2 separate regions of the Homo sapiens genome follow, and region 1 is linked to region 2. Evidence: chromatin contacts called from ENCODE Hi-C or POLR2A ChIA-PET data. All regions are on one chromosome and are shown on one strand. Each heading gives the region's core, a stretch centred on a gene start or an enhancer-like site at or near the end of the contact. The rest is flanking DNA. Distances are from core to core; before and after follow the strand shown.

Region 1 (5,579 bases), core at 982-3,481, 71 kb after region 2:
ACTATATGAGCCTGAACGATTGTGGCAGGATTCTAAGAATCTGGATGATGAATCTGAAGAACTCTGTAACAAACAGATGCAAAGATGCCATATTTAGACCTCAGAGGAAGTGAGCCTCCTGTCACTGGGAGAATCCATTCATTCTCCTGATTCACTCATATGCAGAATAAGTGTTGATGGCCTTCTGTGTGCTAGGGATTCAAGGACAGTGCAGTGGAAAAGATGGGCTAGTACGGAGGATTTAGAAGGTGGTGTGGGACAATAAGTACTCTGATAGAGAAGCATGTGGTGCTCTCAGAAGTAACTTGTCCATGATCACAAACCAGTAAGTGGCAATTTAATTTTGAACACATGTATATCTGACACCAAGACTCATCTATCAACCATTAAGCTATATCATTGCATAAGCAGTTCCCTGTAACTGGATTGGAAGGTTTGAGATAATGGTGAGAATGGTGAGAAAGAATGATGGAGAGATGGACTGTCTTGTATGCCATTTTAGGTAGAGTTTGGATTTTATCCTGTGGGTCATGGGAATCTCTCAGGAAGTGATCTAGTTGGATATGCATTTTTGAGAGAGTACTCCACTGTAGTATATGAAGTAATTTGAATTGGGAGGGATGGGGAGTGGGCAGTAAGACCACTCAGAGGTGGCTATCTTGATACTGATCCAAGAATGAAATAGGGATAGACTGACATGAGAGAGTGGCTGTGGAGATGGTGAAGAAGGCATGGATTTGATAGTTATGTGGTTGAATTGCTGGAACTTGGTACTGATTGAGTAAAGGGTGAGAGGTATGGAGAAATAAAGTTGATAGCCATGTTTCCAGCATAGACAAGGGGATGGTTGATGTTGAACATGGAAAGAGGGACATATTTTGGGGAAAAGTGATGAGTTTATTTTGGACATGTTGAGATCATAATACCTTCGGAATATACATGTGAGATGCCTGATAGGAAATAACATGTAGGTATGGAATTCAGGAAGGAGATCTGGTTTTGGGGACTTCAGTAAATCTGCATCAAATAGTAACTTTAGCCATGGATGTGAATGAGGCTATCCAGGGAAAGAATGCAAAATATAAGGTCAACCTGGTGACTCACTGTGCTGAGGGAAGCCAGGGAAGCAGAAGGGGAGTCAGGGTAGACAGAAACAGGGGGGTAGGTGAAGATGAAAGAACTTTCCAGGAAGGAGGGAGTGATGCATGGTGCCAAATGCCACTGACAGGCAATGGTACACATTCTAAAAAGTGTCCATTGAACATACCAACTAGAAGGTAACTGGTGGCCCTCACAAGAATGGAAAAGCAGGTTCAGTGAGGTTGTGGAGTGTGGAGTTCAGCTGAGAGGAAGTTGGGGATTAAATGAAGTCTTTGTCTCCCTAAGTGGTGTGGCTGTGAAGGAAAGAAGAGAAGTAAGTCTTAGCTAGAGAGGGCATAGGATTTGCATGGATTGTTTTAAGAAGAGGAAGTCTAAATTCTTAGGTGAAGGAGTTAGGAGAAAATAGTGAAAGAGGTGAAATGCAGGTGAGTGGAGGATAAATGATGGTATGGGGTCCCTGAGAGGTCAGGGCATGATGGAATTCAAGGTACTGGTTATTAGCCTTTTTATGTACAAACAAAAAAGATATTGATGTTCTATTTATGCTAAGTATGGGCTTGTCCTGGGGAGAAAGTATCTTTAACTGAAGCTAGAGAGTTGACAAGGAACATGTACAAAGATCCCTGGACAGTGTTGAGAGCTCAGATAAGGTTGGAGACCACAGATTTGTAGTGTCGTTCTCCTACACTCCAGGGCACCTTATGTAGGTGTTTGATCTTGGGAAATGAGACTGTGCTTAGCTCTCATTTGGGATTTTTGCCAGATACCTGGATGTAGCCAAAGGACGAGGAGGCAAGATTGTTGAGGATATAGGAAGACAGTGCAGTGATTGGAATGGATTGTTCACATGATCTTAGGCGAAAAGACATAAAAATGAAGACAGGAGGGCTATGATGGACTGGGATAAGATAGAGGAAGCTGGAGATTAGAAGATTTGAAAAGACCCAAGAGCAGAGGTGTGAGGACAAGCCAGTGAGAGACAGGGAAAGAGGCGAGGCTGTGGTTGGAGTCTGGGCCGCTGCACCTAAACAGTTCCACATTTAGTGATGAGGCCAGATTTCAGCCCTGAGTGCAGATCGTTGAGGAGAGTGAAGATCAAGGTCATCAGAGTTGAGGTTTTCAGGAAACTGTGGGAATAGGGTTGAATGAGTCATGAACACAAACACTGAAGTCACCCCGGATGATGGTGGGATTTCATATAGCTCCTGTGAGCCAAGGAATGAAGTCATCAGTGGATGTACGGAAGTGACCAGAAGATCAGCTGGGGACAGAGTTAAGGAGAGAGGGAACAAGGGAACAGATGAGACTTTTTCCATGAGGGCAGAGGAGTCATGGTCTGGAAATGACATGAAGGAGAAAGAAAAGTGCCAAACCCACTTCCTGATCCTAATGCCATCTGGCTTAAGAGCCCATATTCATTGAGTCTGAAATGCAACGGACAACTACCAGTTTGTCTGGAGGCGGTACAAATACTCTTCTAATATTTTTTTAAAAACTATAGGATGTAGTCTATTTTCAACTTTATTCAACCAGATTTATTTACCCCTACCGAGTTTTCTAAATCAGTGAATCAGTATTTTAAGGAATAAATCTTAGGCACATAAAATGATAGGAATAAAATATGTATTATAAAGCTTCTTTAATCAATACAAGCTATTCTTATAAGTCTATTGGTTAATGTCTAGATTGCCGTGCCCACTTAAAATGGGAAAACATTCCAGTTGGCACTTTGTGGATGTTGAGTTGCTACTTGGACACAGTTACTGGCCTTTTGGTCTGATCAGAGGCCAATTTTGAGCTAGGAGTTTCCCATGCATATGCATGATGTCCTACTATCTGTGATACATGCTGGGCATCTGAGCCTGCCTGGTATGCTAATGATCAGACCAGGGAAATGCACATCACTGTGAGTCACAAGGGTAGCACGTCTAATCTAAAAAATTCAAACCCCTATAATTAGAGTTCAGATGTCTTCATAGCTCTATTCCTCAGATTTTTTTGATCTGAAAAACAAAAGCAAACAACAAACAATTGTGTAAAAATAGACAGTCTAGGCTTGTGTAAATTTGCAGTGGAAATCTGCCTCTCTGATGAGCCATACAGTGTCTATGGGTTGAAAAACGAAATTCAGAAAGCAAATAGTTGGTCACCTTAGAGCCCAGAGGGATGCTCAGAATTCCCTAACCTCACAGCGGTGACTACTGAAAGTTTCATTCTGTTTTATGACTTGACTTGCAGCGAGGAAGGTAGCACAGCTGTAAACCAGCTGTATTTTATTTACGCTTGGAAACAGGGCCCCTTTGTTCCAAATGTTCCTGGCCCCCTCCCTCAATTTCATGGATTTAGGTTGTTAGTGGAAAAGTAGTTGTTGAAATATCAGTTCACTCTTGGAACCTGCCACTCACCAGGACTTCTGGCAACCAGTGAGCCTTTTTGTGATATGCAGCAAGGTAAAGAAGTCGTTAAGTGGATCTCCCACATGTTCCTCTGTGACTTCATTCATAGAAATGCGCTGATAACTGAGTTACATTAAGCGCAGTCTTCCCAGCTGTCTGAGGACATAAGGGATGTAGCGCCTCCTAGTGGAGGGAATTTCTTAGCATGTGTTCAACCCCGCACATATTTTTGGAATGAGGCAAGGTATTTAAAAATAGTGTACGCTAATGAATGTATTTATTATATCTGGGTAGCAGCGAAACAGAAAAGGTATAAATAAGCCTTTCGAAAAATGTACTTGCTACACAATCTCTTTTTTTTTGACAAGTCAGCCCTTGAATACAAATAATCTTTTAATGGTGAAAAAAATGACTGAATCATAGCATCTTATAAACATAGGAGCTATGGGTATCAATAACATGGAAACTGAAGCTGTGGTTATTTTTGAGTGGAAGAAGAGGGATTAAAATTGGCGTGGGGCACATGGAGAGGCTTCTGGAAGTGGCTAGCAATTTCTATTTATTTTTAACTGGGTGGTGATTACAAAGGTGTTTGCCTTATAAAAATTCATTTAGCTAAACATTGGTTTTATGATGCTTCTGTATCTGTATTGATAAGAAGGTAAAAAACATAAAAACTTTTCATTAAACATACTACCTGCTAAATTTGCTTTTTAAGGAAAAACCTCAAAAATGCTAAGCCATGTATACTTTTTATTTTTAGAGATGGAGTCTCACTGTGTTGCCCAGGCTGAACTCAAACTCCTGGGATTAAGGGTTTCTCTTGAGTAGTTGGGACTACGGGCGTGCCTGGCATGGTTTTGACACTTTATTTCACTGTACTTTCGAAATAAGACTTAGGTACCAGTGAACACCTACATTGACAGGCCTGGTAATATCATTAAAACTTGAGCTTTTATGTTGTCTGTGGCACAGACTCTCTTCTTTCTAGTTCTTCAGAGAACTCCAAATTCAGTATTTCACTTGGAACATCCAGTTGCCATAGAAATGACCATGTAGGTTACAAGTTCATTTTTGTAACCAGTCAAAAGGAGAAACTAAGAATGACACGAAGGCATCTTTCCATTGGAAAAAAATCCTTTGCAGAGTCCCAATTTGAGAAAAAATACATTTTGCTTTAGAAGTGAGAGGCGAACAGATGAATTAGTAATGCTGAAATATTTGACTCCTTCCCCCACAGGTGAAAACTCCTGCAGAGCATCTTATAAGAAAAATTATTTTAGAGCAATATAGGTGATGGCAAATTGACATTGGGTTGTAATATTCTATCCAACATAGTTTAATTCTGAGTTATTCAATCATAACTAAATTTATTCAAGACATAGAATACATTTAAAAATTCATCTTAAAGGAAATTTCACAAAGGCTTTTACATTCGTGTAATCCAGATGAGAAATGAAGATAGGGGGCGAGCAACAAAGTTGAAAGACCCAAATTGATTCCGGAAGGACTTGCCAAGTTTCTATAATGCCTCATTAGCTGCTTATGTGGCAGGGAGACCTGGGAAGAGCAATAACTCTTTTCTAGGTTCTCAGGTTAGGGAATGAGATTTTGACGTGGCCAATATGATCTTATATGTCCATTTATGTCTTTTACCTTATCATTTTCTTTTACCTTATCATGGACAGAGTGGCCCCCCAGAAGCACAGGATGCAAGACAACACACATTTCAGTGGCTGCTCCTTCTGCATACATCATTGAGCTCTGCCAAGGGTTTGAACACACACACACGTAAATAAAGGCCTAATTATGTGTGTGTGTGTATGTGTGTGTGTGTGTGTGTGTGTGTGTGTATTATATGTATTAAGCTCTTTTTCCTTTCTCCATAGCACTGCATATACAAAGATCAGCCACCCTGAGTTGAAATAAACTGTCATGATCTGTTTGGCATTGTGAGATCACCACTCATCATAAAATAAGCTTTTTAAAATGTTAAAATTGAAGTGAGAGCATGAGCACAAAGAAACAAGGACCAGAAGGTGTTTATAATCATGAAAAATTGGGAACAATTCAATAGGAAAA
Region 2 (5,170 bases), core at 270-2,769:
CCTCAAAATTATAGGTATTTTGAGTTAGTAAGAATAACTGAAACAGAAATAATTATAAAGACTTTGAAGAAACAATTTTCTGTACTAAAACAAAGAATATGGTTGTCATACTCCAGGCAAAATGAATAACAATTTTTTTATGACAAAGAGAAAGAAAAATATCTTGCAGATCTCAGCTGATATCATCTAGCTGCATGGCGTGGGCAATTTTCGGAGCCTAATTTTCTTCATCTTTAAATGGGAAAGTTTCCAGAGAGTCACTAGATCCCTGCTAGACGTGACTATTTTATGATTTCATAAATGTTTGGAGGACTAGAGGGTCTAAGACAGCAATTGACTATTTTAACATCTCATTTGAGATAGAACAAGCAAAGAACAATTGCAAGTCCTCCCAAACAAGGCTTTATTGCCCCTTAATATAATTTGCTCCAGTGCATTAACTGGGATTCCAGGAATGTTCTAAGCACCCCAGATGTTCTCATAGTAACATCAGGACCTCACAGCCTCTGGCAACACTACCTGTTTTTGACTTCATGTGGAGCAGAAACCTCCTGATCACAATGATGTCTGTCAAATCCAGCATTAAGATTTTGAACACTAGGACCCTCCAACCTCCCAGCAGATTTTGGCACACTTCTTGCTCTCTCCTCTCTTCCGGAAGACTCTAGGACTAAGGCATCTTCTCCATGAGCTCCCTCTAAGTCCATGCATGCCCTCAGTCCCAATAATTTTTGGCTTCCAGAGCTCCTTCTTCTCAGCCCAGGCACCAAGCAACTTTTCAGCATTTATTCAGCATTTAAATCAACCTCAACAGTGAACACAGCCTTCCTTTTTGCTCATTTTCAGAGCCCAGCGATTTCATAGAATGGCAGGGCATCAGGTCCAGATCATTTAGACCACTGCCATGACCAGCGATAGGTATGGACTCCACTTAAAAATAAGGCTCGTAGCCGGGCATGGTGGCACAAGTCTGTCATCCTAGCTACTCAGGAGGCTGAGGCAGGAGAATTGCTTGAACCTAGGAGGCAGAGGTTGTAGTCAGCTGAGGTCGTGCCACTGCACTCCAGCCTGGGCATCAAAGTGAGACTCTGTCTCAAAAATAAAAAAAAATAAAAATAAGGCTCATAGTTCCAGGCTCTCATTTCTTCTGAGGCTTGGCTTCTAGGTTGGAGTGAATGCTGCCTCACTTCTTTTCTTCTCTGATCTCTTAAGTCGACTCTAGTGGCTGTCAGTGTGTGTGTGTGTGTGTGTGTGTGTGTAGGAATAGGCATGAATTTACCAGCCAGAATATACACACACACCCTTTCCTGTCTTGTCGTGTCCTGTTTTAGGTTATTCAAAATGTTATTCAGTGGCCACATTTACAGCAATAATAAAAATAGGCAGAAGTCATCAACACTATGAATAGTAAACACATTTAGAAAAAGGTGGCAGACAATAACGACGTCTGGGAAGTGTTTCAGTGGAGTCTTTCCTCACATGAGCACGCAGTGGTGTGGCTGCCAGAACTCCCTGGCTTCTGTACTTGATTTACGCAATGGTCTGGGTTGCCCTAGTTGTAACCATGCAGCTTGGCTCTGGGCTTCATAAATTCAGACCCCAGAATACAGTTTATTTATGTTATGACTCCATCCAAAACGTTGCAAAGAAGCCAACTCCCTTCATCCCATTAAAAAGGTATAATATGTATTTTTACTAGCCTGCAGAGCTTGGCATTCAGAGGTAACAATATGTGCTTTGTTACTCTGCAGGTTTGCCGTGAAGTGTGCTGTAATCTTTGCCAGGGGTGTGCTGCTCTCTCCCAGGAGGGTTCACAGCCCGGGAGGAACACTTCAGACTGCTTAACGACTTGCTCGGGCCTTGCCTTATATGGAATTTTTCCTTCTGCACAAGAGAATGACAACCACTTAGAGTGACAGCCAGCAGGGAACAGATGACAGCCAAAAATCCACTGTGCTCTTGGTCCCAGGATGTCCTATCTGACTTGAACTTTTGCTGTTTAGGCTTGCTCTCTGATAATGAATTTGGGAATGCCAACAGGTTTGGAGGAATAGGAGTCACTTAGAAAAGCTAGCCAGATAACTCCATTTTAGAAAGCATGGGGGAATGTCTTTCCCATTAATCCTGGTAAGTTAGTTAACAAGCACAGGGCACAATAGGTCCCCAAATAAATGGAAGAAATGGTGCAAAATGCAAGCTACAAAGTAGGTGTTTGATCATACACATTCATATTTTATTATTTAATTTGATTCAATCTTAGGGTCAGAGCTAACAGAAATAAATATATTTATTATTATTATTGATCAATAATTATTAGAACCATAAAGAAGTGTCCTCACACTCAGAGTCTAGTGTGCTAGCCCAGTAGAGAGACACCAATGATATCCCCAGGAGGTGGAAGGGAGGTTGGTGTGGATCTGGTTCAGGCACTGCTGTAAATGCTTTAGATCTACTGTCTCAGTGAATCATCACCACAACCCTATGAGATAGTCCTATTTTATCTTCATTTTGCAGATGAGGAAACTAAGGCACAGGGAGACTAAGAAACTTGCCCAAAGTCACACAGCTAGGTGTGGCTAGATGTGGCTTCTAGTTGGCAGCAGCCTAGAGTTCAAATACAGGCAGTCTTGCTCTATGAAGATTTTAACAGGCACAGGTGGAAGAGGGCAGTGCGTGTGGCAGAGATGTCAGCAAGAACATGAGAAAGGCATGGAGTAGAGAACAGGGACATGTCCAGTTGGATTGGAGTATGGGTAAGAGGGTTGGAGGAAAATTACACCATAAACACAAGCTACTGCCATATTGTGGAGGGCCATGAATGCTGATGTGAATATACTGTAATAAATATTGCTAATAATAAAAGCCAATATTTCTATGGTTTTATATTGTGTATAATATCTGTAATAGCCTAGCTTTGTTTTTACAGGTGCCCAAAAAGGCCACCAGCAGATGGATTCACTAGGCTCATTTCTCTTTGCCCTTGTCTTTCAAGTGGTTTATGTCAGGCTAGCCCCCAGGCCACCACGCTGATTTTCAGTTAAAAAGTCACTGGTATTGAGGTTTTTTAAAATTATAAATGCCTTCTTAAACAGATGTTTTACTCTAGAAATGTTTGTTAAAATATATTCTATTCAATTTCTAGTAATGGTTAGCAAATTTGCCTTGACGTTCTTGGGGTTCCTGTCTTGGCATTCATGCAGAATTTGATATAAAATTATATATACTCATAAGAAGAACCAAAGAACCAAATAGTTCTTCTTGCCAGTCACTTGGAGATTACAAAACAGCATTTCTGAGTAGAAGGCATAATCAAATATGATTTCATGAACTGATGCATATATGAGTTAGAGGCCAAGAAATATTGAATCATGAAGTAAAGTTCTTCTCATTTCTAAAATACTGTAACTCCATAATTTTTTTCTTTTTTTTTTGAGACAGAGTCTCACTCTGTCACCCAGGTTGGAGTACAGTGGCATGATCTCGGCTCACTGCAACCTCCACATCCCAGACTCAATGGATTCTCCCACCTCAGCCTCCCAAGTAGCTGGGAATACAGGTGCTCACCACCAGGCCTGGCTAATTTTTTGTATTTTTGGTAGAGACAGGGTTTTGGCATGTTGCCCAGGCTGGTCTTGAACTCCTGAGCTGAAGCGATCTGCCTGCCTCAGCCTCCCAAAGTGCTGGGATTACAGGCATGAGCCACTGAGCCCAGCTGGCTATATGTCCATAATTTTAAAGATTACAAATGACTCTATCAAAAGTTATTCTGTTGACAGTTTCAACACAATATTTACCAGTTGAAACTGATTTTTATGCTCTTGGAAGCTGGTGGCCACCTTCTTATATGTATGTTTGGTTTATTCTAGGATACTTAGTTGATTAACCACTTGGAATGAAGTAGAGTTGTGTTTTCTTTTTTTTCTTTTTTTAACTGTAGCAGAGTGACCAAGCATGCAAAGGAGGGAGAGAGAATATGATCCATGGCAAATGCAAATACCCCCTATACTCTTTCCATCTGGACTTGGTGAATTGGGCTGCCCTTCTGCAGTTGAGGGTACATGAACAGCCCAGTTTCTCATTCCCAAAAGGACACTAGGGTTTGCAGGGAATGACGCACTACAGGGGTTCCCAAGACAGCTGGGGCATCGGCCTTAAACATGAGGCGATAGGAGCAGCTCTTGTACAGAAGAGGAGTGAGATAACATGGGTCAGGAGTCTAAAAGATGGCGATCCCAGTTTACCTTTGCTTTTATTCTACTTTGATCAAATAATGTGTGATGCTAACATCATTGTATTGGAAATAGAATCATGATGCTTCCTAAGTTAAATGGCAGATTGCATGTACTGTCATGTGTCCTATCTGTCATGATGCTGACAGTTACACAATTTTGCTCTGGAAACTGGGAATTACACTTTGATTTTGGGGTAGAGGGTGTTATATTGGCTTGCTAGGCTGCCATAACAAAGTACCAGAGACTGGGTGGCTTAAACAACAGAAACTTTTTTGCTCACAATTCTGGAGTCTGGAAGGCCAAAATCAAAGTGTTGGCAGGATTAGTTTCTTCTGAGGCCTCTCTCTTTGGCTTATGGATGGCCATCTTCTCCCTGTGTCTTCACCTGGTCCTCCCTCTGTGCAAGGTTATGTCTTAATTTCCTATTCTTATAAAGACTCCAGCCATATTGGATTAAGGCCCACTCTGATGATCTCATTGTGACTTAATTGCCTCTTTAAAGACCTTATCTCCAAATACAGTCACATTCTGAGATACTGGGGATAAGGACATCAACAGATGAATTTTGGGAGGACACAATTCAGCCCATATCAGATGTGCTCTCCCTTAGGGGGTTCTAAGACAACTGGGGCATCAGCCTTAAACATGAGGCGATAGAAGCGGCTCTTGTATTTCTGTCTTTAGTCCCTTGGTCTGCCCGTTAGTCCTTCTAGAAGGAGTCCACTTGACAGATCATGATGCCCTTCAGAAGTACCCAGGTCTCTCACAGTATCTAGCAGGGCCTCCCCAGGCTACTCCAACAGACTATTGAAATTAGTCACGCGCCCCACCATATTAGAACCACTTTCCTGGGCCTAGGCAAGTCCCTAGTGCTGGGGAATAATCACTGGACTAGTGATCAAGAGATCTCGTTCTTGTCTAGATTGCTGCTGGCTTGC

The links. Hi-C counts contacts between places; a loop is a spot of excess contacts on that map. ChIA-PET counts read pairs that join two places held with the same protein, here RNA polymerase II (POLR2A). Pooled maps may share reads with other maps.
Region 1: a loop to region 2 is called in a map of ascending aorta, with 8 times the contacts of the local background. The contact joins two enhancer-like sites. A Hi-C loop is called at or near these places in 11 of 168 maps with a recorded cell type or tissue (HepG2, IMR-90, PC-3 and 7 more) and 14 of 50 pooled maps. POLR2A ChIA-PET finds 5 or more read pairs at or near these places in 1 of 52 experiments (PC-9).

Annotation. Positions count from the first base shown.
Region 1 is chr9:109,814,385-109,819,963 of GRCh38, forward strand. The region is part of intron 1 of PALM2AKAP2 (PALM2 and AKAP2 fusion); the gene reads left to right. Among named protein-coding and RNA genes, the nearest start is that of PALM2AKAP2, 37 kb to the left of the region's middle. RefSeq lists an enhancer at 1,814-3,013. Within about 2 kb of position 2,232, at least 9 of the 41 ENCODE cell types and tissues checked have a DNase peak (open chromatin) inside an H3K27ac peak, as active enhancers do; they include ascending aorta and heart right ventricle, where a contact is called at or near this core.
Region 2 is chr9:109,744,257-109,749,426 of GRCh38, forward strand. It overlaps a transcript of PALM2AKAP2 not described here. Among named protein-coding and RNA genes, the nearest start is that of PALM2AKAP2-AS1, 25 kb to the right of the region's middle. Within about 2 kb of position 1,520, at least 16 of the 41 ENCODE cell types and tissues checked have a DNase peak (open chromatin) inside an H3K27ac peak, as active enhancers do; they include ascending aorta and heart right ventricle, where a contact is called at or near this core.